Regions from separate parts of the Homo sapiens genome. Here region 1 is linked to region 2. The links are chromatin loops, found by intact Hi-C in ENCODE. Cell type or tissue: mammary epithelial cell. All regions are shown on one strand. Each heading gives the region's core, and the rest is flanking DNA. Links, peaks and the distances in the headings are about the cores only.

Evidence for each region. A loop is a pair of places that touch in the nucleus more often than their neighbours do. Peaks named below come from ENCODE experiments on the same cell type or tissue, not always from the same donor. Only the 100,000 strongest peaks of a DNase experiment are listed, where the experiment ranks them.
Region 1: it touches region 2 in a loop (13-fold over the local background); 2 of 110 quality-filtered maps call a loop at or near these places.

What each region holds. Positions count from the first base shown.
Region 1 is chr19:31,223,884-31,240,451 of GRCh38, forward strand. It overlaps a transcript of TSHZ3 not described here. Among named protein-coding and RNA genes, the nearest start is that of LINC01791, 65 kb to the left of the region's middle. In mammary epithelial cell, for the core only: a CTCF peak has its summit at 8,525; no DNase peak of the experiment used is centred there.
Region 2 is chr19:31,103,111-31,119,678 of GRCh38, forward strand. It overlaps LOC124900621 (a long non-coding RNA gene), which reads left to right. Exons shown (of 3, transcript XR_935901.2): 2 at 16,127-16,238. Among named protein-coding and RNA genes, the nearest start is that of LINC01791, 56 kb to the right of the region's middle. In mammary epithelial cell, for the core only: a CTCF peak has its summit at 7,427; no DNase peak of the experiment used is centred there.

The DNA.
Region 1 (16,568 bases), core at 3,905-11,904, 120 kb after region 2:
ATGGGCCACTCAGTGAGGGGAAGGACCACAGTGGAAGTTGAAGGGTGTTTACTCAGAGGAGGCTACTTGCGTCCAACTCCTTGCAGCTCTAACATCCAGATGCACTCGGCAACCAGGCCTTTGGACACAGGAAGTAGAAGCAAGGTGATGAAAAATGAAAGGCATTCTTTGGCCTTGGAGCACACAGGCATGGAATCCGGTAGGAGTACAGTTACTATTTACAGGAAACTGGCACGGAGATATAACTTTTGCTAGACAGGTTGGTGCCATTGTGTTCTGGCACCATGAAAAGCATTAAATAAGGTTTACCATTTGTCTAAACCATGCTGTATGCACTCTACTTTCTGATATGTATTGCTTTCTCCAACTGGGAGTTTCACTAAAGTCCCTCCCTAGGGAGTAGAGAGCGGGAGTTATAGTCAACCATGGTTAATTTGTGCTTTGTGCTTTGTTTATCCAAACCATATGTCTAGATGGTTGTAATTCTGTGTCATTGGCTGTGTAATGCTCTCTGTGCTAAGATATCTGTAAATAGCAACAGCTCAATGCATAATCACGTTGGTATTCTGAAGGGGGAAAAGGAAGTTTCAAGTGACGTTTGCTGTGAAGACAACCACTCCAATGATGTCTCCATACATGTCTCCCAGGACATAATCTCTTAAGTATTAATCATGCAGACCTATGTGGATGGCACAGGACCTCACAGAAGCCAGACGTGGTGGGTCAATGCTACCTCCAATTCTAATACTCTAGCCTTAGGGCTTGAGGACACTCTAGATATTAAATCATATCATTGCTATTCAGCAGCCCCAGTAAGTAGTTTGTGTACCAAAGAGAAATCCTTTTATGTTGGTGCTAGAAAAAATTAAAAACAATAAAACAAGGGGAATCCACCAAAATTTTCTTTTATAATATTTTCATTTAAAAACTTTATTTGATTCACCAGCTTTCTATCAAGAAAAGACATTGTGCTCAAGAGCTGGAGGTGATAAAGTCCAATGTGAATTTCTTAAATGGCAAATTACCAGCCAGGATGAACACACAAAGGCTTCAGCTTTTATGTACGGCCTAGAAGCCCCAGGGCCCCTGTTCCCCCTGAGCACCCAAGAGCAGCTTCTGAACACTGCAATGTGCTGGCTGGAGGCCTCTGGAGAAGAGGAGGCCAGACCTGTGAATTATGGCAAATTCTACTGCACCCTGACTTCAGCAACCTCCTAAATCAGAAAAGGGGGCATTAAAAATGTTTTTCCTTCATGCAAATGCTGCCATTCATTTAGAAGTGAGGCCATGTTACTTCAGGTGCCCATAGAGCATGATCATTTGAGCATCCCGAATGGCATTATAGGAAGCCTGGCCCCAGAGTCAGCCTCAGACGGTGGAGATGTGACAATCTCTTTGAAGTCCCAGGGAATGAAAGGAGTGGTCTGCAAACAAGCCTAGGGGGATAAGCTGAATATATTTCCCCCAGCCTTGGCAGAGACGCTGCAATCCATAGCTGGCTCACATTGCCACACACATCTCAGCCTGTCACATTGCCCAACAGTCTTGGTGCATTTCGTTCACCAACCCTTTTACCACAGCAACATGTTCAACGCATCTTATGGCCTCAAACCCCAATCTTGGCATACAGCCTTGTCCTGCACTTTATGGAAAAATGAGAAGCCATCGTATAGGAACAGGAGCATCTCTTTCTTGCATGACAGAATCTATCGGCCCATCTGCACCTCCCCATCCTCCCCCACCTTCCTTCAGTTACAAAGGTGAAGTTCGCCCTTCTCCTTCCTGAGGGGCCTTTTCCCTCCTGCCTTCTGACAGTTTCCATCAACAGATATCTATTCCTTTGCTTACAGTTTCCACTAGTCTCCCAGTCTTAAAATTCATTTCCTTTGCTCTCACTCATTTTCCTCCTGCTGTTGCCTTATCTCCTTACCCTTCCCAATCTGGCTTAAAAGCGGTGTGTCAGCTGGGCACGGTGGCTCATGCCCGTAACCCCAGCACTTTGGGAAGCCAAGGTAGGTGGATTGCTTGAGGACAGGGGTTTGAGACCATCCTGGCTAACATGGTGAAACCCTGCCTTTACTAAAAATACAAAAATGAGCAGGGTGTGTTAATGGGCACCTGTAATCCCAGCTACTTGGGAAGCTGAGGCAGGAGAATCACTGGAATCGGGAGATGGAGGTTGCAGTGAGCCAACCTCATGCCACTGCACTTCACCCTGGGCAACAGAGCAAGACTCCATCTTAAAAAAAAAAAAAAAGCAATGTGTCCATATGATGCTGTCCCCAATTCCTCACCTCCTTTCAATCTTCAACCCACTCTTTCGACTCCTTCAATTCCACTTCTTCCCATACCATTTGATATGGTTTCTGTGTCCCCACCCAAATCTCATCTTGAATTGTAGCTCCTATAATTCCCACGTGTTGTGGGAGGGAACCAGTAGGAGATAACTGAATCATAAGGGTGGTTTCCCCCACACTGTTCTCATGGTAGTGAACAAGTCTCACAAGATCTGATTGTTTCATAAGGGGTTTCCTCTTTTGCTTGGTTCTCATTTTCTCTTTGCCTGCCACTATGTAAGGTGTGCCTTTTGCCTTTTGCCATGATTGTGAGGCCTCCCCAGCCACATGGAACTGTGAATCCATTAAACAACTTTTTGTTTGTAGATTACCCAGTCTCAGGTATGTCTTTATCAGCAGCGTGAAAATGGACTAATACACCATTCCATCAGAACTTCCCTGCTAACCGCTCTAAATCCTATATTCCATTCTTGCCTTCCATCTGAGCACCAACCACAAGTCAACATCTCTACTTGAACACCCTGTGTTCAAGACATAAGGTGACCATATGTCTTCATTTGCTCTGGGAAGTCTCTATTTACATGTGGTGTCCTGGCATAAGTAGTCACAGCACCCCTTTCAGACTCAAAAACATCTTAGACAATAAATTTTAAGGTCACATATATTAGCAGATATAGGCATCTGTGATTTGTCTGTCCAATCTGTTTATTTCCTTATTTTCATTTTTTGCTTTTAGAGAACTATCCCTTGCAGATACTTTTTCTTTTTTCTTTTTCTTCTCTTTCTTTCTTTCTTTCTTTTTTTTTTTTTTTTTTTGAGATGGAATTTCTCTTTGTCATCCAGGCTGGAGTGCAGTGGTGCCATCTCGGCTTACTGCAACCTCAGCCTTCCAGGTTCAAGCGATTCTTGTGCCTCAGCCTCTCAAGTAGCTGGGACTACAGGCCTGTGCCACCATGCCTGGATAACTTTTTGTATTTTTAGTAGATATGGGGTTTCACTATGTTGCCCAGGCTGGTCTCGAACCCCTGACCTCAAGCCACCCACCCGTCTCAGCCTCCCAGAGTGCTGGGATTACAGGAATGAGCCACCACGCCTAGCCCAAATACCTTTTCAAAATTGTCTGGTCATATGACAGATCTACCCAGAATCAGATTGGTATAAAGAGAGTTACTGAGTCAAAAGTGGGTCAAGACCATTCACACCCAACAAATTTTGCTGACACAATTTGAGGAGGAAAAAAACCCTATTTTCTCACTGGAATTGCTATGCTGGTAGAATAGAATAGAAGCCTGAAGAGACTGGGCCAACTCTGCCACCAAACTTAGGGAGAGCCTGCTAGAAGAGAAAGGCAGCACAGTGAAAGCACAGCTTACAGCAACAGAAGGGGGAAGAAAGAGAGGATGGGAGGGAAGAAGAGAGAGATCCCTAATGCCAATGTTGAACACCAGGGGCTGAAAATCTGTTCCACCTGTGGGCTTTATATTGCGTACCCCAAAACTCTTCTTTTTCACTCAGTAAAGTTGGAGGTAGGTTTCTCTCACTTAATGACAAGACATCCAGGATCTACACAAGCATGCCTTGAACTCAGCTCCAGGCAGTCCTATCCCTGCTGTCCCCAAATCTATTCCTACTCCACCTTTCAAATCTCAGCAACCATCCAGTTTCTTCTGCCAGAAACCTTGGAATCATCTTGGACATCTTCCCTTCTCTAGCGCCATCATGAAATCTTATTGGTTTATTTTTATGACCAACATATGTGTAAACTCTGGTTCCTTCCCTCCATCCACACGGACCCCCAACAAGTCCATAAAACCATCATCTTACCTGGGCAACTCAACAGCCTCCCAGTGGGTCTTCCCATGGCCATTCTCACTCCTAACATTCTCCGTGGAACATCTAGAGTCATCTTCTTAAACTTCAAATCTGCTTATGGTGCACAAGGCCATGCTTCACTGGGGAGCTGCAAGGAGAGTAGAGGGAGCATTGCCAAGTTAAGTTAAGAGCTTCAAGACATTATTGAAGCTCTTGTAATTCCTGAATTCACCAATACAAATTCTATTTCAGGCTGGGTGTGGTGGCTCACACCTGTAATCCCAGCACTTCTGGAGGTCAAGGTGGGCAGATTGCTTGAGCCCAGGAGTTCAAGACCAGCTTGGGCAACATAGTGAAACCCTATGTCTACAAAAATTACAAAATTTAGCTAGGCATGGTGGTGTGTGCCTGCAGTCCCAGCTACTCCAGAGGCTGAGGGGGGAGGATCACATGAGCCCCGGAGGCAGAGGTTATGGTGAGTTGAGATCACACCACTGTACTCCAGCCTGAGTGACAGAGTGAAACCCTGTCTAAAAAAAAAAAAAAAAAAATTATTAGAGACAATATTAGCATGGTTCCCAAGAATATGTGTCTTATTTTTCAATCATTATTTGCTTTATTGTGTTTCAATCAGAAGCTTAGGGTCAAACTTTCTTCCTTGAGCTGGGATATTTGAACACTGAAGGTTACTAGCACCTTCCCATGGACAGATTGCAGAGAGTGGTGTTCAGATTTTAAATAAAAATCTCTACCAATGCTGCCAGGATGTTAAGCAGAGCCTGCACAGAAGGATTGTACATGGGTCAGTGACTGCAGGGTCATTTGTAGACCCTGGTATTTGAAGTTTCCTACAGAACCTTCCTGGAAGTGAGTGTTCTCAAAGGAGGGGCATGCACTACCTCGCCACTCTAATCTTAGATCCTAACCTCTCTCCATCTCCTCCTTCCTCAAAACAGACCTGTGGGTTCCAAATTTGATTGAAACTGAGTCCAGTAATATTAGTCCTACCTGACTGGGATGCTGTCCTGACCCAGTGGTTTTAGAAGGGAGTTTTATAGAAGAAGATATGAGAAGGGTAAAATTAGAGGGGTGCATGCATGTTCCTGAAAGAGAAGACTAAACATTGTAAGGGGGCCATTGCCTCAATTTGTGTATAAGTCTATTATAATTCCAATCCAAATTTTAATAAAGTTTTCTTTGAAACCTGACAAAATGATTCTAAATGTTGTCTGGAAGAATAAATGAATAAAATAATCAAGTAAAGTTTGACCAAACAGAAAGATTAGAAACATTTGCAAGGACATTAAGATAGATTCTAAAACTACGACAATTAAAATAGAATGTTATTGGACCAAGGATGGGCAGGTAGAAAGAACATTAAGAATCTATTCCATAATAGGAGAGCTTTTTCAAGTCTCTGGGGGAAATGATGCGGGGACAACTGCGAAACACTAAAGATAAATTGATTCATCACTGCTTCACACCACATCCTAAAATAAATGTCAAGCGGATTATAAATTTAAAAATACATATACAAATGAACTAGAAGGAAATATAGGTGCATGTTTATCTGATCTTGTAATGGGAAAATCTTTTAGGTAGTGTATTACCATAAAGTAGAATCTTGATGAAATTGATCACATGTAAATTCAAATATTCTGCCATAACTATATCTAAGAGCAAATAGGAAACTGGAAAAAGAAACTTGCAATGTATGTAACAAAGGGTTTACATTCTTAAGTCTCTGAAATGTCAATGTGGACAAAAGACATGATTAGAAAATTCACAAAGGAAGTACTAACAGCAAAAATATGAAAAATGTTTAACTTTGCAAGCTGTCAAAGATGTGCAAACTGAAACAATAGTGAAACACGATTTTTCAGCTATTACACTGACATTTTCTAAAAAAGAAAAGATTATGTAGAGCCTGGGAAAATGGGCACCCACAGATTGCTAGGATGATCCTAAAGTGATACAATTGTTCTAGAGGGTAACTTGGCAAAATTCTTTAAAATATGTGTAGTTCATTTACCCAGCAATTCCTCTTCTAGGAATTTATCCTCAGAAAATAATCATAAATAACTGCAGAAATTTATTTAAAAATGTTCCCTGGAAGGTTGTTTATAAAAGCAAAAAATTAAAAACAAAATAAACGTCTGAAAATATGCAGCTGCTTAAATAAAGTATGGTGCATTATAATCCAAGGTCATAAAAAAATCATACTGAGAATTATGTAGTGACTTCAGAAAAGGTTCACAATATATAGTTAAATGGGGAAAAAAGTTGCAAACCCATCTGTACATTTCATTTTTTTGTTTTTAAAAAATGTATGTATGTAAATATATGCATAGAAAAAGACTTTAAGAGGATAACCAAAAAGTTATCAGTGATTATCTCTGGGCGGCAAAAGTGTTGGTGATTTTCATTATTCCTCAAATATTCTGCAATAAAAATGTATTACTTTTTGTAACAAGATTCTTAAAAACATTAACTTTTATTTAAATCCTGCAGAGAAGTCAGGTATCAAAAAATGGTCTTCAGGAAGCTTTTTCGGGGAAATTCTTACAGCCAAAAACTGGGGAATTGCTGGGGAAAGTGGTCAGACCTAAATGCAGCTGAGCTAGGAGAAGACAACCCACCTCTCAGGGCCACGGTCCTGGAGTCAGCAGCCCCATCACTACCCCTGCTTCCCATCACTGCTTTTTTTTTTTTTTTTTTTTTTTTTGAGACGGAGTCTTGCTCTGTTGCCCAGGCTGGAGTGCAGTGGCCCAATCTCGGCTCACTGCAAGCTCCGCCTCCCGGGTTCATGCCATTCTCCTGCCTCAGCCTCCCAAGTAGCTGGGTCTACAGGCTCCTGCCACCACGCGCGGCTAATTTTTTTTTGTATTTTTAGTAGAGACGGGGTTTCACCTTGTTAGCCAGGATGGTCTCCATCTCCTGACCTCGTGATCCTCCAGCCTCGGCCTCCCAAAGTGCTGGGATTACAGGCATGAGCCACCGCCGCTGGCCCCCATCACTGCTTGTTTTATGAGTCATGGGATGGAAAAGTGATATGGACTAAAAATAATAATAATGAGGATGATCACAATAATAATGCAGATGATAATATATTAATAGAAAACTGACATTTATTAAGCACTTGGTATTTTCCAGACCCCAAGCTAAGTGCTATACAGATAGCATCTCATTTAAAGCTCACAACAATCCATTGGCAAAAGGATTATTGCCTGGGATTCATAGAGAAAGAAAACTGAGACCAGGATGGTGGCACGATGATGTGATTCTCCCACACTTTCAGCTCTCAGGAGGCCGAGCGGAATTACAAACATACCTGAGTCTGATGCCAAAGCCCCTGGCTGATCTACATTGATTAGGTGCTTACAGGAGCATTTTTCCAAACCCACATGCCCCGATCCCGACTTCACCACCCAGGCCTCAATTTCCTTTGTGATTCAGCCTCGTATTATGTAGCCTGACTCCACTGTGAAAGATTTGTGGCAGTTGCATGATGTATGAGGTGCCATTTGTAAAAATATTATTTAGTGTAAAACATGATGTTTTTTCTCCTGATTTACAAGTTGGATTTATAAATCTGCACTTCTCACTATCTGAGTTATATATCTTGCCTCTGATTTATAAAACTTGCCTGTAAATCTTCCCAGCAAAGTTTTGATTCAGAAATCATTATTTTAAGAATTAGATTTAGTTAAAACATTCAGCTGCTTTATAGGGGAGGAAATGGATTTACATAACTCCAACCGGAGCTTACGGATCCTATAGCAGCTTCACAAGTCGTGCCTAGGAATTCCTAAGGAAAATGTTTTGATTTAAGGGCATTCACTTCACACTTTAGCTACACCTGACTGATTTATATCACCAAAGCCATACAATGATGATCCATTTTATAAAAATCCCACTTTTCTTTAATTCCAGACCCTGATTTATATGCCCTGATTGGGTATCTGTAATGCTCTCAGTCACAGGCTCCTCTGCCCTAGAGCTGGTCTTGGGGAAAAGGCCTAAGAATCAGGGATGGTCAGAATAAAGGGAAATTTCACCTCCTTCTTGGTTTATCTCCCTTATTCCAAGGGAGCCAAAGCAGGTTGCCTCCTGCCCCTGAGCTAGAGCCAGCTAACCCTGGGGGAGCGTCTGTAAGATGCCACAGCCTTCTCCAAGAATGTGGTGGGTTCTCTCCATCCCTGCTGCTCAAATGAAGAGCGGATTGCTCCCAAGTAGAAGAAATCGCCAGTCCAGAGAATCGAGGACATGTTTGATGAGTAATTGCTGGCTGAAAAAAAAGTCAATGAATAAATGAACGCTTTTTAAAGAGCAGAGGCCAACAAGCAGTGATCTGACAAATAGTATAAATGAACGAAAAGGGAGGGTGTGTGAGAGCCTTGTGAGAGGCTGCTCCAATCTGAACAGGGTGGCTGTAGCTCAGCTCCACCTGGCTGTGGTTAAGTAGGATTACTTGCCCAGTATTCCCACATGTGGCTTTCCAAGGCAATCCTGAAATTCAAATGTTTATTTTAAATGACTTATTTTAAAAATCAACATTGTGCAGGTTTAGTTTAAAATAGCAAAATACACACATTTTAAATGTACAGGTCAATGGCATTTGAACAAAGTACACACTCATGCAACCACCACCCTGAGCAAGACATAGAATGTTTCCATCTTTCCAGAAATCATCCTCTTGCCTCTTAAAGTCAGTGACCTCCATCCTACCCCCTGCTCCAGTTAACCGCTGGCCTCATTTCTATCTCTACAGATATGTATTTTTTTCTGTTTTAATATAATTGGAACTTAATATAAATTGAATCATACAGAATGCATTTGTTTCCTGTCCTGTTTCTTTCACTTAGCACGCCTGTGAGTGAGATTCATCCATGCACGTATCCAGCATTTGTTCCTTTTTATGGCTGAGTAGTATTCCGTGGTCTAAATGTATTATAGTTGTTGATTCATTTCCAGTTGGTGGACATTTGAGTTCTTTCCAGACTTAAAACTATTATGAATAAAGCTGCTAGGAACATTCCTGGACCAGTCTCTTTATGGACATATGTTTTCATTTCTCTTGGGTAAAAACAGAGGAATGGAGTTGCTGAGTCATTTGGTGAGTGTATGCTTAACTTTCCATAAAGCCGCCAGACAGTTTTCAAAAGTGATTTTGCCATTTTACACTCCCTCCCCTCCCCAGTAATATATGAAAGTTCCAGTTGCTCAACATCCTTAACAATGCTTGGTCTTGTCAGTCTGTTTAATTTTAGTCTTTTAGTCAGTTTAGTCATAATTTAAGTCATTTAGATATAAAGTGGTATTCCATTTTAATCTGCATTTTCCCAATAACTAATGGCACTGAGCATCATTTCATTCACTCATTGGCCAATTGTGTATCTTCTTTTGTGAAATGCCTATTCAGAACTTCTCTTATTTATTAGTTGTTTGCCTTCTATTATTCAGTTGTAAGAGAACTTTGTAGACTCTGGATACTAGTCTTTGCCAGATATGTGCATTGCAAATACTGTCTCCCAGTCTGTGGTTTGTTATGTCTTTTTCTTGTCAATGTCTTCGGCAGGGCAAGCAATTTTAATTTGATGATGTACAACTGGTCATTTTTCTTCTTTAGTTAGTGCTTTTTGTGTTCCTAGAAATATTTGTCTACCCCTAAATTGCAGTTTTTCTGCTATGCTACCTCCTAGAAGTTCTACAGTTGAAGGCATTATGCTCCGAACCTACGACTCATTTCAAATTAATTCTTCAAAACAACGTGAGCAAAGGATTGAGGTTCATTTTTTTTCTACACAGACACCTAGTTCTTGTAGCACCATAGAAATCAGGAAGTGTGAGTCCTCCAATTTCGTTCTTTTTAAAGATTGTTTCAGCTATGTTAGGTCTCTTGCATTTTCAGATCAGTTTAGGGTAACTTTGTTAATTCCTACCAAAAAAAAAAAAAAAAGCCTGCTGAGATTTTGTTTGGAATTTTGTTGAATCTATAAGTCAGTTTGGGTACAAAGAACATCTTAACACTATCTAGTCTTCCCATCCACTAACAGGACATGTCTTTCAGTTAATTTAGCTCTTCCTTAATTTCTTTCAAAAATGTTTTATAGCTTTCCATGTAGAAATCTTGCACAGCTTTCATCAAATTAACTCCCTTCTCATTTTGAAATTTTATTTTCTAAATACTTGTTGTTCATAATAATTAACTTCATATATTCATCTTGTATTCTGTGACGTTGCTAAATTCATTTTTAGCTCTAGTAGTTTTTTTCATAAAATCCTTAGGATTTTCTATACGGATAATGATAACATTTGTTAATACATTTTTATTTCTTCTTTTTTAAATATTTCTCTCCTTTTTAAATTCGTTTGTTTATTTATTTTGCCTTATGGCATTGGCTAGGACATCCAGTACAGTATTTATGGGAAGTAAGGAGACTGAACATCTTTGTCTTATTCCCAGTCTTAGGGGGAAAGCATTCTGGCTTTAACCATTAACAATGATGGTTGCTGTATGATTTTCATAGATGCCCACGATCAGGTTGAGAAGGTTTCCTTCTATTTGCAATTTGCTGCGTGTTTTTCATCATGAACAAGTTTTGGATTTCATCAAACTCTTTTGCTGCATCTATCTACTGGGATTATTATATGATTTTTCTACTTTATTCTATAATATGTGAAATTGCTTTGATTTAATTTTTCCATGTTGGAACATCTTTGCAATACTGAGATGCAGTCTTCATATAGTGCTGAATTCAGTTTGCTAATATTTTGTTGAGGATTTTGCTTTGTGTGTTCATAAGAGATATTGACCTGTAATTTCCTTTCCTTCCAACTGCATTGTCGGCTTTTGATATCAGGATTGTGCTAGCCTAATAACATATGTTAGGAAGCAGTCACGCCTATATTTTTGGAAAAAGTCTGTGTAATATTGATGTTATTTCTTTTGTAAATCTGTGATAGCATTCATTGGTGAACTCATCACAACACCGAATTTCTTGTATGGGAAGTTTTTTTATGATAAATTCAATTATTTTATGTTTTTCCAGCTTTACTGTGGTATACGTTACAAATAAAAATTACATATATTTAAAGTATACAATGTGATGTTTTGAGCTATGTATATATCATGAAATGATCCCCACAACCAAACTAATTAACATACCCTTCACCTCGCACAATAAAATATTTTTCATGTGTGGTGAAAACACCTAAGATTAATTCTCTTAGCAAATTTCAAGTGTATGATACAGATTAATCTACTATTGTCACCATGCTGTACATTAGCTCTCCAGGACTTATGTATCCCAAATAACTGAGCCTTTGTGGGCTGTGACCAACATTTCCCCATTTCCCCCCAACCCCAACCCCTGATAGGCACCATTCTACTCTCTGTTCCTACGAGTTCAACTGTTTTAGGTTCCACATATAAGTGAGATCATGCAGTATCTGCCTGTCTGTCTCTACCTGACTTATATCACTTAACATAATGTGCTCCAGGTTCATCCATGTTGTCACAAATGATAGAACTTCCTCCAATGTGTGTATGTGTGTGTGTGTGTGTGTATCACATTTTCTTTCCTTCTCTTTTTTCTTTCTTTTTTCTTTCTTTCTTTCTTTCCTCTTTCTTTCTTTCCTCTTTCTTTCTTTCTTTCTATTTCTTTCTATTTCTTTCTTCTTTCTTTCTTTCTTCTCCTCTTCTTCTTTTTTTTTTTTTTTTTTTTTTTTAATTTGAGACAGAATCTCACTCTGTCGCCCAGGCTGGAGTGCAGTGGCACGATCTCTACTCACTGCAACCACGGCCTCCTGGGTTTGAACAATTCTCATGCATGCCTCAGCCTCCAAAGTATCTGGGATTACAGGAATGCACCAACACACCTGGCTAATTTTTTGTATATTTAGTTGCAAAGGGGTTTCACCATGTTGGCCAGGCTGGTCTCCAGTGATCCACCCACCTCAGCTTCCCAAAGGGCTGGAATTACAGGTGAGAGCTACCGTGCCCAGCCACGTATTTGTTATTCATTCATGTGTCAACGTATGTATGCTTAGGATGATTTCATATCTTGGCTATTGTGAATAATGCTACATGGGGGTGCAGATATCTCTTCAAGATACTGATTTCATTTCCTTTGGATCTATATCCAGAAGTGAGACAGCTAGGTCATGCGACAGGTCTATTTTAGTTTCTAGTTATTTTTAGTTTTTTGAGGAAACTCTGCACTGTTTTCCACAATGGCTGTACCATTTACATTCACACCAACGGTGTACAAAAGTTACTTTTTCTCCATATCCTCATCAACATTTGTCATCTTTTGTCTTTTTGACAACAGCCATTGTAACAAAGTGTCAGGTGATATCTCATTGTGGTTTTAGTTTGCATTTCCCTGATGATTAGAGACACTGAGCACCTTTTCATACACCTGTTGGCCCTTTGTATGTCTTCTTTGGAGACATGTCCATTTAGGTCCTTAGTTCATTTTTAATCAGGTATTTGGTCTTTATTGTTAAATTGTTCGAGTTCTTTTAAAATTTTGGATATTAATCTTTTATCAGATATACAGTTTGCAAATATTTTCTTCCATTCCCTTAGGAGTGTCCTTTCACTCTGTTTATTTTTTTCCTTTGCTGTAATGAAATCGGACCCTTATCTCACACCATACACAAAAATAAACTAAAAATGAATTAAAGACTCAACTGTAAGACCTGAAACTATGAAACTCCTGGAAGAAAACATAGGGAAAAACCTTCTTGTCATTGATCTGGGCAATAAGTTCTTGGCTATGACACCAAAAGCACAGGGAATGAAGGGCAAGTAATAGGTAGAATTGAGTCAAGCAAAAAGCTTTTGTACAGCAAAAGAAACAATCAACAGGCTGGGCGTGGTGGCTCAGGCCTGTAATCCCAGCACTTTGGGAGGCCAAGGTGGGAGGATCACCTGAGCTCAGGAGTTTGAGACCAGCCTGGCCAACACGGTGAAACCCCGTCTCTACTAAAAATACAAATATTAGCCGGGCGAGGTGGCACATGCCTCTAATCCCAGCTACTTGGGAGGCTGAGGCAGGAGAATCGCTTGAACCCGGGAGCAGAGGCTGCAGTGCACAGAGATCATGCCACTGCACTCCAGACTGGGAGACAGAGCGAAACTCCGTCTAAGAAAAAACAAACAAACAAAAAACAATCAACAGAGTGAAAAGGCAATTCTTTCAATACATTGGAGACTGTTCAATTTTTTATTGCCCCTTGATTCAGTTTTGGAATACACTAGTTTTAAAGTAATTTGTCTCTTTCACCTAAACTGTTAAACTTATCAGGCTGAAGTTGATTGCAATATGTCCTTATGATAATATTCCTCATTATTTCTTACTATTATTATTGCTTCTTATTATTCTTTAAAATATGCATATATTTTAAATTCTTCTAAATATGTATTAACATTCTACAGGATATGTATTAATATCCCCACTTGCACCTCTAATACTGTTTATTTGTTTTCTTTATTTTTTCATTAATTTGTCTTCCTAGAGATTTACTAATTTTATTAAGTTTGTTTTCAAAGAACCAACTTACGGCTTTGTTAATTTTCCCCATGTGAATGTTTACCATTCATTGATGTTTGTTCTTATTTATATTAATTCTGTCCTCTCTTTGCTTTGAGCTTATTTTCTTTTTCTGTCTATAAAATAGAAACATCAATAATTGGTATTAAACCTTTTTCTTTTCTAAAATAGATATTGCAAGCTATACATTCTTTTCGAAGTATTGCTTTAGCTGTACACTGCACCCAACAAAGTTTGAAATGTTAAATTTTCATCTTCATTTGCTTCAAATATTTTAAATTTATCTTGTAATTTTCACTGGCTTCTGAGTTATTGAAAAAGCTTGTTTTATTCCAAAATGTTTAGAGATTTTCTAGATATGTCATTTATATTGATTTCTAATTTAACGCCATGTGGTCAGAAAACAACTCTATCTGACTGCAATGTTATTAATTTTGCTGATATTTATTTTATGACTAGAATATTAGCTATTTTGGTGACCATTCCATGTGCATTTGAAAATAATACATATTCTGCAGGTGTTTGTGGTAGTTCTATAATGTCAATTATATAAAAATTGTGGATATTGTTATATTAATCTTTGACATCTTCATCTATGGTTTGTATATTTTTATTAATTACCAAAAGAGAAATGTTAAAATTTTTCTATCATTGTGGCTTTGTCCATTTTTCCCTTTATTTCTGTTAATGTTTCCTTCGTGAATTTTTTTTTTTTTTTTTTGAGACAGACTCTTGCTCTGTCACCCGGACTGCAGAGCAATGGCACAATCTTGGTTCACTGCAACCTCCACCTCCCAGGTTCAAGCGATTCTCTTGCCTCTGCCTCCTGAGTAGCTGGGATTACAGGCACTCACCACTACACCTGGCTAATTTTTGCATTTTTAGTAGACATGGGGTTTCACCATGTTGGCCAGGCTGGTCTTGAACTCCTGACCTCGAGTGATCTGCCTACCTTGGCCTCCCAAATTGCTGGGATTACAGGCGTGAGCCATTGTGCCCGGCTATGAATTTTGATGCCCTATGATAAACGGTATACATATTTAAAATTGTTCTACCTTGCTAGTGAATTGTTCCTTTAATCATTGTCTAATGCCCGTATTTATCTCTTACTCTTTGTCTTGAAATCCACCTTCTCTAATACCCATATAGCCACGCCAGCTTTCTTACTCTTATTGTTTGCATTGCATGTTTTATCCATCTTTTACAGTCAATGTCTTGTTATTTATTTTTAAAATGTGTCTCCTACAGATAGCATCGAGTTGGATCTCACTTTTTTTCCTAGTCAAAAATCTCTATTTTCATTGGGATGCTTAGTATATCTGCATTTTATTATTTGATGAGTTGAGGTTTAAGTTCATCTTATAATTTGATTTCCACTTCCCTAGCATGTTTTATAAAATTATTTCTATTGCTTATTTCCTGTATTCTTTGATAAATATTTTAGATATCTAATACATCTTCTCTTTTTTGTACTTAATTTTTGTGTGCTTGATGTAGGGCTACTAAAATGTGTTTTTTAAATTATCAGTCTATTTATAGTCAATATTATACCTCTTCACATTTCACACTTCCCTTCTGATACTTTATACTTCCTGTTTTACAATAAATATTTTTCCCAGGATATGATTTTTTTACCTCCTTATATCCTTCCTACAATTGCTATCCTATTTTTTACTTATCTATATATGTTAAAGGTCACTCTACAGTGTTATTATTTATGTGATAAGTAATTAGTTTTATTATGAGTAATTTAAATAAATTATGAGAATAAAAGGGAGGCTTTTATATTTACAGACTCATTTCCAATTTCTGATGCCCTTTATTTTTTACACAGATTCTAAATTTTCATTTGCTGTTATTTCTTTCAGCCTGAATGATACTATTCACTATTTCTTTTTTGCAAGAATCCTAGTAATAAACTTCCTAACTTTCTTTGTCTGAAATTATCTTGATTTCATTCTCACTTTCAGAAGCTATTTTTGCTGGATATAGAAATCTAAATTGACAGGATTTTTTTTTCATTTACACTTTATTTTTATTCTTATTTTTTGGAGACAGAGTACTGTTCTGTCAGACTAAAGTGCAGTGGTGCAATCATAGCTCACTACAGCCTCGACATTCTGGGCTCAAGTGGTCCTGCCTCAACCTCTCAAGTAGCTGGAGACTACAGGCATGTGACAACATGCCCAGCTAATTAAAAAAAAACAAATTGTGGAGATGGGATCTCACTATGTTGTCTAGGTTTGTCTTGGACTCCTGAGTTCAAGTGATTCTCCTACCATGGCCTCCCAAACACTTGCACTTTTAAAATGTAATTAAATTGACTTTTAATAGCCTTCATTGTTTGATATGAAAAGTCAACAGTAAGTTATTTTTATCCTTTTGTTTCATGTCTGTAATGCGTGTTTCCAGTATGGCGCTTTCAGTATTTTCTTTGCAATTTGACTCTGATTATTTATTTTACATTTATCTTGCTTGGAATTGACTTAGATTTTTGGTTTTGTTTTTAATCTGAAAATTTTTTTCTTGTTTTTCATTCAATTTGTTAAGTTTTTAGTCATTGTTTTTCTAAATGCTGGTGTGCTCCTTACAATTGTTTTCTGAGACTCAAATTTCAGGTATGTAAAAGCAGTAGTTCTCATATTTTTTGGTCCCAATACTTCTTTACATTATGTAAAATTTTCAAGCACCACGAAAGCATTTGTTTATGTAGTTATATCTATCAATATTTATATTAGAAAGTAAAGCAGACAAATTGTTAAAAATATGTATTTTGACACACATAAAAACAAAAATACCATAACACATTAAAATAAAAAAGATAGACTTATTGAAAAAAATCAAAAATTCTTCGTGAGAAGAATGACACTTTCACAGAGTGCTTTTTATGGCTTAATAG
Region 2 (16,568 bases), core at 4,374-12,373:
CAACTTCAACTTCCTGGGCTCAAATGATCCTCCCAATGCAGCCTCCTGGGTAGCTGGAACTACAGGCATGAGCCACCATGCCTGGATAATTGCTTAAATTTTTTGTAGAGACAGGATGTCACTATGTTCGCCAGGCTGGTCTTGAACACCTGGGCTCAAGTGATCCTCCCTTCTCAGCCTCCCAAAGTGCTGAGATTACAGGTGTGAGCCATTATACCCAGTGATGAGCCTCTTAGGGATAGGACAATATCCCAAGACCAAGTTCATCCCCAGACCAAGTTCAGCGCTAGGACAAAATAGGTGTTCAATACACACTTGTTGAATGAATGTACCTCAGCAACCAGACCCTCATTTTGCAATGTGCTGTACAGACACTGGTCCTTTCCTTCTAGCTGTAAAATGTCATGACTCAGGACTGGGCCTCTGACCCCTCTGGTCCCAGGAATTAACAGGTTTGCAGAAGGTGTGGGGTATGTATTAATAAGATGTGTAGCTATTAATCCAGCGCAAGATGAGATGATTAAAGTGAAACCCACAGCAAGGTCCAGATTTGGGGAATAATGTGATGGAAAGTTATTTATTACCTCTATCTTCCTTTATGTCTGTGTATCTGCCCATTGCTAAATACAAGCATCTTGAGGGCAGGACTATCTTGTTTTCTTCCTGACCCTAAAATCCAGGACAAGCCTGACTTGCAGTAGATACCTACAAAGTATTTGCAACGGAATCAGTGGGTAGGCTTGGGGCCTAAAGCACAAAGCCCCTTTCTTATATTACAGCAAATCAAGGATCAGAGTGTCTAAGCCTCCTGGTGCTTCTGTGCCCATGTAAACATACCTGTATATCCGAAGGTGAAAGTCATTTATGTCAAAGTTATGCGTGGAAATCCCTTAGGATGGTATTTTGTTCGAGACCCACAGTGGCCTCCCAGTTGGGTGAGCAAGCCATTTTTCCCTCCCGTGTAGGGTACACCGTTGAATCTCGGGAGGAATATTAGAAGTACTAGCTTGCCTTTATGATCCTCGTTGTATTTTTAAAAATATGTCTTTTATTTTGTAAAATGTAATGCAATGTAGTGAGACATTCCCATCATGGGACTGAGAACAACTGAGGGTGTAACTCCAAGGTCACATCACCCATCATCCTCACCCTGGGTGAGGTGAATGTCAGCATCCAAAGTCCCTGCACTGCTAAAGCAGGGTCTCCTATAGTGTCAGTAAATCTCCTCTGACTGCCCAGCACTCACTTACTCAGAGAAACCACAGAGGCTCAGGTCAGCATTAAGGACTCAAGTGGGTGGCTTCTGAGCCCAGCCTGCTGTTTCTAGACCCTCCTTAGGCTCACACCAGGTGGGTGCCCGGGCAGAGCTAGGGTGGGCTGGCACCCGAGAAGGAAGGGCGGGAGGCTCCTTAGAGTGAGCTCCTCGGCTCGCCTCTGCTTCCTGATTCATCATGTTTTTTTATTAGCTCTCTTTTCTCTGATAAACCTTTGCAGAAGAGGCGCTCTTGGAAACAGCTGGAGCAAGTCCCTTCAGCAGGTGGAGTTTGGCAGACAGGTTCCCAGATCCAGCCACCAAATCGCTCAAGCTCCCACTTCAATGAGGGGAAAAGAGAGCTGCAACATAAAGCAGGCTCTGCTTTCCCACCTCCTTGTTTAACTCACCCAAGAATAAACGCAACAAGCTGAGCGTGGAGAGGCTTCTGCTCTTCAACAATGCAGTGGGTCCCAGACACCCCGTTTCTACCAAGGAGATTATTGTATTTATTTTATTTTATTTTATTATTTATTTATTTACTTTTGGCAAAAATTCTTCTTGAGCTATCTCTTACTTTCTTTTTTTCTTTTCTTTTCTTTCTTTTTTTTTTTTTTTTTTTTTTGAGACGGAGTCTTGCTCCATCGCCCAGGCTGGTGGAGTGCAATGGCGCAATCTCAGCTCACTGCAGCCTCCACTTCATGGGTTCGAGTGATTCTCCCGCCTCAGCCTCCCTAGTAGCTGGAATTACAGGCACTTGCCACCTTGTCCAGCTAATTTTTTATTATTAGTAGAGACGGGGGTCTCACCATGTTGGTCAGGCTGGTCTCGAACTCCTGATCTCAGGTGATCTGCCCACCTCGGCCTCCCAAAGTGCTGGGATTACAACCATGAGCCACAGCGCCCAGCCCTCTGTCTTTCTTTCTTTGCTGTCTTTTTTATGTTTTGTCTATTCAATGAGGGAGTGCAGAGAAGGCTTTGCTTGGAGCAGACACCTCTATGCATTCTCCTTTCTTGCCTGAACTTTCTCCCGCTTTCTGCACTCACTCTGTCCTCCTTCTCATTGGCTTCAACCTGCAATCCAATGCAAAAGAAAATGGGAAAATCAAGGGCTTTCTTTTCCATTATTTAATGTCTTGTTTTTAGATTTTTAAAATTCTGACCTGAAATTTGAAAAGACATTGATACAGCACCAGTCATATTCTGTTTTAAATTCTCATCAGAATTTGTACTCATGTCGGGGCAAAGCTATGAGGAGATGGCCAAGGAGAAGTGCTCAATGCCCCCAACCCCAGCTTTTCTTCCCCAAGACAAAGTTTGGGCTCCATTTCCTTATTTCTTTCCATTTGTGTTTTTGCTTTTACATGATGATTGTGGGAAGTGGCTACAATCAGTGACAACCAGCAAGGTAGGATGCTGCTGCCCAAAGCCACAGCTGACCCAGAAAGACACTCCCAGATTATTGGCAGCAGCGGTATTTTAAGAATTTATAGAGTGGAGGTAAAAAGGGCTTTCTACACTATGAAGTGGGCGAGTTGGTCTCACTCTGGGCGGGAAAATTTATTTCAATTTGCATGCCAATTGTGATGGATTGGTAGTAATGGCCTGGAATGCTGAATTCAGGAGGGTTCACTGGCTATGCCTGTGCTGAGCAGAACAGTGGCCTCCCAGGGCCAGTGACTTTGGCCACTGAGCTAATGGGAAGGAAGGTCCCTACCTATTTTCCTTCTGGGGCTAGAATCTCCGAGCTCATTTTCAAATCTAGGCAAGGCATTCCAAAATCAAGAAACACTCCATAAGTCCATACCAGATACAGTAATCAACTTATTTAGCTTTCTCTGAGCCATCGTTTTGGCAAATTGAATACTCTATGGAAATTGGTTTTTTTCATGGGACTTCACTGCCTCCCTCCCTCACCCCCTTGCACTATTGCTGTAAAGGATGCTGAGATATCAGAGTCAAGCATTCAGTTGTTTCAGTTTCTTTGATGGTGATTAGCAAAATAGAATATGTGTATCCTTCAAGGGGAGATACAATTCCATGAATGACGATAGTTGCATTTTCTTTGACATCTTTGTAGCTGCCATATCCATTTGCACCACAACCTGTATACACATTTAAAAAAAGACAAAAGGAAAAAGGTAAACGATCATGAGATGTATTTCCTGTAATATTTAATAATCACATTGAAACACTGACATGCATTGCGCTGCATTTACAAACCTCTGTTTCCTTTGAAAATTACACCCTAGCATTTAATTCACCAAAATAACTCATTTTATACAGCACAACAATGTAGTAAAATAACTCATCTCGAATATGTGGATATGAATAGATTTAACACATCTGCATTGAACAAAATGAATTAATCTAAAAGCCGAGAAACTGCTGTTCTCTTTCGAGAGTTACCGATTATTTTACCATTCCCTTCAGTTTACTTGTTTGTTTTTGTTAAATTACTTTTGGAATTAGGAAATGAGGAAAGCAGAAACACTAGTTAGGTTTTTCTCTACTTGGAATGGAGAAACGGGACATAAATAATCATTTGCATTATACCTTATTTCTTTAAAAATTATATTTACAATTGTGCAGAGACCAAGGAGAGGCCTCTGTTCACTGTGGGCTTCTGTTTAATCTTTGGAAAATACTGTATTTCCATTACAACCCTCTCCCAAAAGAAGTCTAGATATTAAAATTATTTTTTGAAGCTGACTGTAAAGTGCTAAAAACAAATCAGAGTTCAAGTGCATTTCAGGGCTCCCCCCTGGGAGGATATTCACTTGTAGACGTGGAGCCCGTCTCCCGAAAGAGGAGATGCATATGTGTTCACTGCATCTGAATTCTCGCACACGGGGCTGTGGGCTCCACAGTGCAGCATTCCCAAGGCTCAGTGGTTATTTCTGGCCCTGGCCGTCTGGGCAGGCACAGGCATCACGAGGAGAAGAGCCCATCTGTGCTGATGGTTTGGGATGGAGTGTGGTGACCCAAACCCACAGCTGGAAAGATAAACCCAAGCACACTCTTCATGTGGGGCACAGGTGCCACAATCTGGGTGGCTCTGACAGTTCCTGGGTCCTGGAGGGCCTCTCTGATGCAATTAACTTTGAGGGCAACCGGCAGGATCTACTGGGCCCCATTCCTACTAACTCTACAGCAAATGCAGCCAGAAGGTCTCCCTTCCATGAGCTGGGACAGAAATGGAGACCACCTTTGTGCGGAGGGATATAAAAAGGCAGAGTCCCCAAATCTTCAGATGCAGAGCCTTCAGGTCAGAGTTTGCAAATGGATCCTATGTCCCCTTTCTTGCAGAAACCACATTGGGATGTAGCACCCACCACTTCCAGTTTCAGGCTCTGCAAAATGGAGACAGTTTGTGCAGTCACTTAAGTGCAGAATCTTTATCTTCACGATTTCTTGCCTCAGACATATACTCTACTATACTACTATAGCTTCCCTTGTAGGAACTTTTATCAGTACTCCGGTCTCTCTGGAGTCTTTCCAAAGCCTTCAACTTAGTTTTCATAGGGAAAAAAAAATCTAATTTTTCACCTCTTATTTGATCAATGTGCACAATTTATTAAATTGCATAATGACAATTACAACTAAAGCAGGTTTGGGAATAAACTCATCTGATTCCTGGGAAATATTCAGCTCACCCAGTGCACCCCCCCTCCTACCCCAACCTTGAGCACTCAGGACACTATGGGCCTCATCATCCAGGGCATCTTCTAGAAGGAATGGTGGCTCTGGCTACCTCTGAGTTGGTCAAGAGAGGGCTGGTTAGGGGAGTTTCTAAGATCGACCAGATATGATCTAGGAGATATTCAGGCTATGGGTAGGCAAGGTGGGGACCATGTGACGGGCTTTCCTACTAAGGAGTTTAGAGATTCTCCTGGCAGTAATAAGGAACTGCTTATCGTTTCTGGGAGAGAAGGAAGCAATTTCATCCAATTTGCCGTCTGGAAAGCTCACTGGGTTGCAGTAGGGAATGGACTGGATTATTGTTTCTTAGCCTTTCTCCCGCCCTTGTAATGGGATTTTACACCCATAGCTTTCGTGAGGTGTGTGCCTTTGCCATCTCTCCCAGTAGAGTAGGTGGCTCTTTGTCTTTGGACTTAGGCATGTGGCTGCTTTGGTCAATGGATGTTGGGGGGACATGAGGGAACCACAGGCTTTGCCTGTGTCTGGGGGACTTGGCTGTCACTCTATCACTCCTGCAGTCTGCCAGGAAAGGAACATGCCCAAGGTGGTCACGTTCCCTTCAGCCTGAGCCTTGGAATGAGAGGTAAAGGAGCAGACCTGAATCTGACTTGCAGCCTGGAGCAAAGTTGCCGTATCCGACCCACAGGCCCAGTGAGAAATGCCCGTTTGCTGTGAGCTTTGTAACAAACAACCCTCAGCCCTCAATGAGGATGTGGGTTGCAATTGAGCCATATTGCAGATGGCTGATTAATACAGAACTGGACAAGACTGAGTGGGATGGGAAGCAGGAAACCCATCACTCTCTCTCACCCAGTTGGGTGACTTCAGGATAGTCCGCGTCCCTCTCCAGGACCCATTTTCTTGTTGGCAAAGTAAGGAAGTCATAGTAGGTGATCTCTACGGGCCTTGCCACCTCTCAGGGGCCATAACGGAGCAGAAGAGGAGATAGAGCATCACCTTGCCCTGGCTGGGGTACAGTTTCTACAGGAGGGATGATTTCCGTCACTTTCACCAGGAAAGGGTCTTGGTCTTCACGTCGTTTGCAGTCCACAGGATGCCAAGACCCATTTGGCAGTACAAAAGGACATCCTGAAACAGCACATCCCAATGTCCCCAAAGTCACTGCAAGTCATTCCCATCACCCCGTCCCGTCCCCCGGGCTCCACTCACACAAGGTGAAATCTTGCATGCATGTATCCTAAATTCCTTGCCCTAGCTCCCTTCTCTGGTGCTGGGGGCAGAGCATTCCTAGAGAAGGTCTTAGGGTCTGTGGGGGGCTCCTTACCAGGCAGGAGACTTTCTGCCAGGAGCCAGGCCTGCAGGGAGCAGCTTTGGGGTGGGATTTTCGAGGAAGAGTGATTATCAGGGCATCGGTAATAAGGGGGGTGGGAAGAGCATGAGAAGAACAATGGAGAGGCCTCCCCGGTGCAGTCACTCTAAGGTATGTCACCTTCTCCGATGCCAGGGCCACTGTCAGAAAGGCAACTTCATCTAACTAATTAGCAGGGTTTGCCACTTTACAAATCTGCCGCGGCTTTCTTGGCACGAAACAGCCGCGGAGGCAAAGAGCTGTAGGAACCCATTAAAAATCACAGGGCTGAAAGAAAAGGAGGGCAAGGGGGAAATTTGAGATAAGAGGTGGGGGAAGGAAGGAAATTTCCCTGTACCAGGCCAGCTGCCGGCTCCCCTCTCTCTGTCCACATGCAAGCAGGAAGTGGTTAAAGTGATGGGAAGGGGAACCCACCCTCCTCTTGAGCTGGGCCTCTGATCTCTGCATCTGGTTTTTCCTCTTGAAGCACTCTCTGGTTTTAAAGTGGCTTTGAAGGAAGACTCTCCTGTGGACTGCAACCTGTCACTGCACCCTGTCATCCATCCAGTAATTAAAATCTGACTGATTTACTGACTGGTACCGACCATCATAGCTCTGGAGTTAGCTGATGTTCATCTTTCCCAAGGCTAAAGTTACTTGGTGAAAAGAGACCGCTTGCTCCCAAGCTAAGCTGTCATACAGCTGCAGTGGAGACCATAAAGATAGCTAACAGAGCCCTCACCAGCCATCTTTAGTTTATTTTATTCTAATATTTATCACCTCCCAGCAAATGAACATAATACAGACAAGTTAGGGAGAGGTGTGCAGGCTGATTTGTGGGTCCGGTGTGGCAGGCCATCTAAACACTGGACGGGCCACACTGAAGAGCAGGGCATCTCCCCGAAGGGCTGGCCAACCTACAAAGACTTGTGGGTTGGGGAAGAGTCTTGAGCTCTGAAAAGTGAGGCTAGCTGTGTGCATGGGAAAGGGTAAAGGAATCAGGGTCCCATCCAGGGGTGCTGAGTTTCCTGAGCCACCCAGCAGCCTGTGGGGTGACCTATCTTCTCCATCCTGTCCTTGCATAGTCTTGACTTTGCTATCACAGTTCCGGGACGTGGCCCATCCTGGCCCTTCTTGTGTAAGGTTACACCAGAGCTCCTGTGGGAGGCAGCCTCTCCCCACATCTCCAGAGCTGCTAGACCTGGGCTCTGCCCCCATGAACTCCCTGCCAGCCGGCTCCTTTTCTCCTCTTCTCTCAGGATCACTTATTCATTCATTTTGTGAGCGTCTGCATGGGGCCAAGTTCCACGCTAAGCACAGGGGTGAATTTGTATAGAACAGAACAGGCCTGATCCAGGCTTTGTGGGACTCACAGTTCGGTGGAAAGATGGAAGCATTAGACACATAAAGGCACAAAGAAGTGCATATTAATAGTGGAGGCAAGGGCTCTGAAGAAGCAGAGTGAGGGGAAGAGAGACAAGAGTCCACAGACGGAGCACCATGCAAACTGAGGAAAGAGTGTGGAGCTGCTCTCTGGGCAGGGCACAGACTAGAGAGAGGCAATGGGGTGCCCGGAGAGCAAATTGCAAAGAGACTTTGCACTCAGGGACCAGCACATGCAGGGCTGCAGCTGAGAGTGGGTGCCCCCTTCAATTTTCATTCTGGGAAGCTCACCCACCTCAGTCTATCTTGGCACAAATTGGATAATTGTATGTCTCTCTCTCTCTCCCTCTCTCTCTCTCTCTCTCTCACTCTCTCTCTCTTTCTTTTGGAGACACAGGGTCTTGCTCTGTTGCCCAGGCTGGAGTGCAGCGGTGCAATCATAGCTCACTGCAGCCTTGAACTCCTGGGCTCAAGCGATCCTCCTACCTCAGCATCCCAGGTAGCTGAGACTACAAGCATGCACACCACCACACCCAGCTAATCAAAATATATATATTAGGTAGAGACAGGGGTCTCCCTATCTGGGAGTTGCCCAGTCTGGTCTCAAACTCCTGGCCTCAAGTCATCTTCCTGTCCCGGTCTCCCAAAGTGCTGGGATTATAGCCGTGAGCACTGGGCATGGCCCACTTCTCATTTTTGCTGAAGCAAAGAGGGCTCCAGTACTCTCTGCAGGTCACTGCGTCTCCCAGCTGACAGCCATCAGCTCGCATGTCTTATAAATCACGAAACCACACAGTGATGCACTCATACAACTCCCTGGGCTGTGGGTATTAATTGTGCATGATGATGTTTACAGAACAAACCAAAAATCCATATAACATTACATATATATATGTATCATTTTTTAAACAAACATCATTATAACGTTACATGTCATATATATGTATGTGTGCATGCATGTATATACTTTTTAAAACAAACACAATGGCTGTTTTGTCAAGAAAATTAAGTGGGGGGATGTAGGGAGAAACATGGGGAGAACGTACAAGAGATAAGGAGTTTCCGGGGTCTTTGTTCCCCTTGCCCTCTCTGCTTGGGGAGGACTTCTGTCCTGCTGTTTCTGGGACAAGCAGTCTTTGGAGGATGGAACTGGGGTTGGGAATACCTTCAGGGCTTGGAGTTGGATCAGATAAATCCAGATGAGATAAACTAATATGAGATATTACAGACCATCTGGAAGGACTAGGAAGGGTCACAGAGCAAGTCCACAGAGAGCAGACAATGAGAAGGAGCAGGTTTTCTGACCCTTCCCGGGGCTCTCCTCACCACCCTCCAAAACTAAGGGTTCATTTCTATTGTGTTTGCTTCCTGTTGTCCTTAAGTCAGAGCAGTGATTCTAGGTCCTCGTGAAACCCAGAACATTACGCCTCCTAAGCTAGACATCAATAGGAAGGACACCTAAAAACTGGAGACCACAGTACTTCTCCACCACCAAATATGCAGCCTTCACAGTCCCAACTACCTCCTTACATGCTGGTGCAAATCGGGCGTTCCACTCAGGTCTGAGGGTGCCACCAGCCACCTGCACACCTGCGCATGCTCAGTGGAGCTCAGTGGAGCTCACCGGAGCAGTCGTGTCTGCCAGACAAAAGCTATGGCTCTTGGGAAGAGAGGGAAGATAGCGACACAGATCCAGTTACTAGCAGGAAGCCCAGTTTGTTCTCCCGATTCAGTCCCAAGCATCCCAAAGGACTTCAACTTCTGGGGAGCAAAGGGCCTCCTTCACCTGGTTAGAAAACCTCGAGGGAAGAAGAACAGCGGGTGAGAAGAGTGGAAGGTGGTGTTTTTATTTTGAGTAAATCAATTGGCTAATCAGGGTGGGATTTTCCATCTGGGAGTTGAAAGGGCAAAAGGAGAACAGTTAATTTTTCAAAACTTCACTTTAAAATACAAGCCCCCTGTTTGTGAGCTACATTTGATGCAGAGTCTAGGCGGGACATCAAGAAGTGGCGTCAGGGCCAGAACTAGCATAGTTTAAAAGAACAGCAAGTAAATTAAGACAATTAGGCATTCTTAATGCCCAGGGATTTTTTTTGTGTGTGTGTGTACATTTTTCTTCCAAAAGAGCCTGCTTGCAAGACAGAATTTCTTCTTATTTTCTTTCTTTCATTTCTTCTTTTTTTTGCATTCACACTCTGGATTTTTCCTTGTATTTCTCTTGGGGAATGCATAGTTTGGTCCTGACTAGGGTGGGTACCAGGCTGTCGCTGGTAGGGAGCCTGTCCTGTCCTAAATGGCTCTCAAATGGAGTGGAAGGGGGAAGGGGGAAGGGGAGGACTTTTTAAAGGTACAAATTCCACCAACTCCTGGAGACCCCAGGTAGAGGTCAGTAAGGTTAAGTGAGATAAAAAAGTGAAAGCATTTCTGGAAATTCTTAGGAAGAAAGGTGCTAGATAAATTCTAGCTACATTTATGACTATTTTTATGGCTTGGCTTGTAACACTGTGGGTGGTCCCTGGACACGGGGCTCATTCATTCAGCTCACAGGAATCATGAGGTTGAGATCTGCAAACAGATCTGGCTCTGGAATGGTGGATGGGATGGGGAGATGGCTCCAGCAGACACCTCACTAAGGGGGCAGGAGGTCACTGTAAAACAGGAAGATCAGCTGTCCAATGATGGAAGGCACATTTCTCAAATGTTTCTGACCGTTACCCATCTAGACTCAGGCACACATTCACCCTCCCATTCCCATTCTTCTGTGGTGAGAGATCTGGTGATAACAAATGGAGAATAACAAAATCAGCCAGTTGCTAGTAACACACATAAACTGTGTATTATTTACTCTATGAGAGATGAAGATAAGCATATACACATTTGGTTTTATTTTATAAAACAATGCCTCATAAAGTAAACACTAGCCCAGCAATTTTATTGCATTTACCTTGATAATATGTTGCAAGCCATTTAAAGAGAACAAATTCACTGACAGACCATCACCCATGAAGTATGGCTATACAAGCACAACAGTTTGGGGATAAAGTATAAATTGGTTTTAGCATTAGGAGCAAAGATGATTCATACGGAAATCACAATGCAAACAGGTCTTCAACTTAAATAACAAATTTTAATTTAGAGGTCGATAATACTTTTAGCCAAAAATGTGTTCCTGTCTACATTGTAGGGTTGAGGAACAAACTGCAGCAAACTGGTAAGGATGCAAAGTTTAATGTAATTTGTAAATTGTAAAAGCAAGATCGGCAGCTTTGAAATATCACGATCTACTCAAGAGACCAGTCATAGAATGACCTTCCAGAAAGTCCTATACTCTGTATGGGGCCAGGTGCACCAGAAACTCTGCCCTGCTGCCATCCAGACTTGGTAGAAGAGTTCTCCACATACTCTAGTATATTCTTAATTTTTATTTATGAATTCTTCATTACATTAACCCAAGAACCTTCCTAATGGATTACTAATAAGTAGCTCTAGGTAACATGTGAATCTAAAAGTGGTTGTAATTCACCTGTAATTCACCAGCCCAGGACAGGATTCATCCCCTCATGTGGATAGTGGTGGCCTTAGGGCAAAAGTAACAATTACCGAAAAGAAAGTGTAAACTAAGGGTTATAGGAGTTTGGAGGAAAGAGGATACTTTTGGCTGGGTGGAAGATGGGGAGCAGGGGATAACAGGGATAATAGCTTAGGGGAAGGGCCCTCCAGGAAAACAGACCCCCAGGAGCAAAGTCTTGGGGTGAGAAATGAACAAGGGGAGAATGAGTGACCCTGAGTGGCTGGAGAGGGGTGTGTACAAGAGGAAATCATGGGCTGGAGGACTGGTCATTATCTAATGGATGATGCTCTGTCTATGGAAATCCAGCCAGGCACAGAGGCTCATGCCTAAAACCTCAGCACTCTGGGAGGCCAAGGTGGGAGGATGGCTTGAGGCCAAGAGTTCAAGATCAGCCTGGACAACATAGCCAGACACTGTCTCTACAGAAAATAAATGAATAAATAAATATAGTTAGCCAGACATGGTCATACATGCCTGTGGTTTTAGCTACTCAGGAGGCTGAGGCAGGAGAATCACTTGAGCTGGGGAGGTCAGGCTGCAGTGAGCCATGATTGTACCACTGCACTCCAGCTTGGGCAACAGAGCAAGACCTTGTCTCAAAAAGAAAAAAAAAAAAAGAAGAAGAAAGAAAGAAAAGAAAAGGAAAACACAAACTAGAAATCCAACTAAGTGGTATATTTGCAACATAAACTCTTCTGATTCTGACACCAGGAACCACGTTCATGCAGAAAGCTTTGCTTAGTTACTGCCGCACCCCAAGAATAACCTGGGCACAACTGCAAGTGGACATGCACAGTCCAGAGATACAGTGAAGATTTAGTTTCCCAAAGTGATAGACTTTCCTGTCCAGAAAACCTGCAGCAAGATCCCAGTATAAGGATCGATAGGGACTATAGCTTAGGAAAACCTCTTTAAGGAATATAAGGACTTTAAAATCTCATTAAAAGGATTACACCTTAGGAAACCCCACCCCCTAACTCAGGGCCCAGGGGAACTTCTTGGAAAGAGTTTTGTAGAAGCAATTACTTTGGGGGCTTCAGCTCCTTCCAGTCACACAGCAGATTAGGGGTGGACACAGAGTTGGAAAAGAGAAAAATCAAATAAATGAGTGGGAATTAGAGGGTTTTTTTTCTTTCTTTTTTTTTTTTTTTTGACATGGAGTTTCGCTCTTGTTGCCAAGGCTGGAGTGCAATGGTGCCATCTCGACTCACTGCAACCTCCACCTCCCGGTTCAACTGATTCTCCTGCCTCGGGCTCCCAAATAGCTGGGGATTACAGGCATGTGCCACCAGGCCCGGATAATTTTGTGTATTTTTAGTAGAGATCGGGTTTCACCCTATTAGCAAGGATGGTCTCGATCTCCCGACCTCAGGTGATCCCCCCGCCTTGGCCTCCCAAAATGTAGAGCTCTTCTTTAAAGTCTTGTTCAATATATTGAAATTTTTCCTGTATCAAACCAGGAACCTTGGAATAAAGAACTCTGAGTGAATCCAGTCTCTACCAAGTACTGGCTGCATACAGTTGGGAAAGATAGCAACACCATCGGTACTTTGTTCTCTTTCCTACAAAATGGGAGGGATGGCAACCACCCTATAGGGTTCCAGAGAAAAGCAAAGGGACTAAGGGGTGAGGAGGTCTTCAGTACACTCAAAGCCTAATGCAAATGATGGGTGTGCTCATGCCTATGTCAGTACACCTCTCAACAAAGAGAAAGAAGAATACTCCAGGGCCTTTTAAGCACACACTGGATCCTTGTCCTGGACTTAGAGAACAAGGCAGGGTAGAGGTAAGACCTGAAACCACAGTCCCCATTATGAGCTCGCCTCCTAAGGACATGCTGTTGCTTCCCCAGAATACACAAAGACACAGCTGACTTATGATGCCTTGATTTATTTTTAAAATTTATTTCTATTTTATTAATTTTTATTTTATTTTGAGATAAGTTCTGACTCTGTTGCCCAGGCTGGAGTGTAGTTGTGTGATCATGGCTCAATGTAGCCTCTACCTCTTGGGCTCAAGAGATCTTTCTACCTCAGCCACATGACTTGCTGAGACCACAGGCATGAACCACCATGGCTGGGTAATTTTAATTTTTTTTTTAAATTTTCGTGGAGACAGTCTCTACCAAGTACTGGCTGCATACATTAGGGAAAGATACCAGGGTCTGGCTATGTTGCTGGTCTTGAACTCCTGGCCTCAAGCAATCCTTCCACCTCAGCCTCCCAAAGTCCTGCAATGACAGGCACTGGCCTAGTTATTTATGTATTTATTTATTTTTTTTTTTTAAGAGAAAGGCCACAACAGAAGGGCTGTGTTTTCAACCTTATTAAAAAGCAGGCAAGGGACATGAACAGACACTTTTCAAAAGAAGACATACATGTGGCCAGCAATCATATGAAAAAAAAAAAAAAGCTAAGCATCACTAATCATTAGAGAATTGCAAATCAAAACCACAATGAGATACCACCTCACATCAGTAAGAATGGCTATTATTAAAAAGTCAAAAATAACAGATGCTGGAGAGGCTGTGGGGAAACAGGAACATTTACACACTGTTGGTGGGGTGTAAATTAATTAAACTATTGTGGAAAGCACTGTTGTGATTCCTCAAAGACCTAAAACCAACTATCATTTGATCCAGCAATCCCATTGCTGGGTATATACCCCAAAGAATATAAATCATTCTGTTATAAAGACACATGCACACAAATGTACACTGCAGCACTTTTCACGACAGCAAAGAAACGGAATCAACCTAAGTGTCAATCAATGGAAGACTGGATAAAGAAAATATGGTGCTTATATGCCGTGGAATACTATGTAGCCATAAAAGAGAAGATCACATCCTTTGCAGGAATATGGATGGAACTGGAGGCCATTATCCTTAGCTAAGTAACACAGGAACAGAAAACCAAATACCACATGTTCTCACTTATAAGAAGAAGCTAAGTGATGAGAACATATGGACACATAGAGGGGAACAACACACACTGAAGCCTATCAGAGGATGGAGGGTGGGAGGAGGGAGAGGATCAGAAAAAATAACTAGTGGGTACTAGACTGAATAATCTGGGTGACGGGGCCGGGTGAGGTGGCTCACACCTGTAATCCCAGCACTTTGGGAGGCCAGGGCAGGCAGATCACCTGAGGTCAGGAGTTCATGACCAGCCTGGCCAAAACAGTGAGACTCCATCTCTACTAAAAATACAAAAATTAGCTGGATGTGGTGGCACATGCCTGTAATCCCAGCTACTTATGAGGTTGAGGCAGGAGAATTGCTTGAACCCGGGAGCTAGAGGTTGCAGTGAGCCAAGATGGTGCCACTGCACTTCAGCCTGGGCCACAGAGCTAGACTCTGTCTCTAAATAAATAAATAAATAAATAAAATAATCTAGGTGATGGAATAAGATGTACAACAAACCCCCATGACACGATTTACCTATGTAACAAACCTGCACTTGTACCCTTGAACTTAAAAAAAAAAGTTAAATAGAAAATAAATAAATAAAATAAAATCTAATGGAAAATTGGATAAAAAAGAAAGAGCAGTGTTTTCAACAACACTCCCCCATGTTATCACACTGAGCATTGTTTCCAAATTGATTATGTTCTTTAATCAAACACCACACTAGCATTCTTAAAAGCACTGAGAACAAAGCACTAAAGAGTTCTCTGCCACAGTTTGGCTTTTCTTTCAATGTCTAATCAAATCTCACATATTTCCTACTGTCTCCCCAGAGGAGTTCTGGGAACTTTTCTTTATATTCTCATCACATAACCCACCCCAAGAGACAGGAAGGGAGAAAGGAGGATGGAAGAAACGAAAGGAGAGAGGAAGGGAGGAAACAGGATAAAGAAATGCAGATGGGAGAAGGTTAGAATGAAGGAGCCAGCATCACTGGACTGAATGTCCCTGCATCCCTGATCTGTTCAGTGGGACACAGGCAGCCAGGGAGGCAGCCCAGGAGCCTCAGAGACCGCTGGTAGTGGTGTCCTCCTCAGCACTTCTTCCCTGCCTCCCGCACACCTGAGGGTCAGGCCCTTGCATCTAATTGGACAGCTGGGTTGGTGAACGTGGCCTGTTCTGCCAGCCGCCTCGTCGGCCACAGTGACAGCTGTATCACTTCCCTGATGTGAGTGGGCGCTGAGAAGCGTTGACACATGATCAACTTCCCTCTAATATCCTTCAACCAACCTGACAGTTGTCCGGCAGGGGCTAGTCAGCTCGCCTGCCAGCCCTCACCGAGGCATTGTGGGACAGCTTCCTAAGGAATACAGTCAGGAGAGACTTCAAATGAGGCCTTTGTTTTCCCCTAGTGTGCTAACTGGGGAATTGATTCAAATCCTGAGGGTGATGGCTATGATAGGGGCTGCTACATAGGGCCTGGAGGAATGTAGGTAACAGCAAATGATAGCATTTGAGAGGGCCACTCCATCTTGCTCTAAGACTAGCTGGGTGGTCTCGTCGATGCAGGATGTGGTTCAGAGGAAGACTTCTATCAGGGATTTGCAGTTCCATAGCAACACACGCTTTTTTTTTTCTATTCTCACATATCTTTCCATCATGTAGTTTAAGGTGGAAGAAACACTCTCTCGTACCAGGAAAAGTTTGGAAGCCTCAAAGTTGTAAGCAGAAACGTCTCTGTCTTTCCCGATGACAGCCACAGTCTGATGGCTCTATCCTGCTGAGCATCTTGTCATCACCCCTGCCAAGTCTCTTAGCCAGGGGGCCCCTCTCTCTCGCTCACCCACTAGCAGGAAGGACAAGGCTAAGTGGGGATCCAGGAAGCATGGGTTCACTTAAGGCTCTGTCGCTATGCTAAGTGAGGCCAGAGACATCTTGCAGCATTGATGAAGAATCTGGCATCCAGTGACTGTCATTCTTTCCTCTGGTTCTGACATTCTCCAGATGTCCATGAGCAGGAGACGAGGACAGCAGCAAACTCCAGCTTAACATAAGATGGAGAGGCTGTTGGGATTTCTGAGGGACCAGAGATCTTTTGGCTGCAACTCAGAGGAGGGTAAGAAAGGAGGGCTGTTACTACCGGGATGTTGGGGTGGCTCAAGGAACACATTCGCCAGAATGCAGCTGGGCTTCAAGAACAACAGAGGCCAGACATTCCAACACCACCAGTGGCCTCTGTCTCTTATTCCTTTTTAACTCTGAATGTTTGCTTCTCAGCCCTACTCCCTGTTGTTGCCATTTAATTTTTCTTTGTGGTTAAAACAAAACAAGTTGCCAGCACCCCCTAAGCTTCAATAACTACAGTGCAACTTAAAAAGAAAATAATGGCCTCTTTCACTCAGTTTCACGTTTAAGGTTCTCAAGAAAGCACATGATTGGCTCAGCT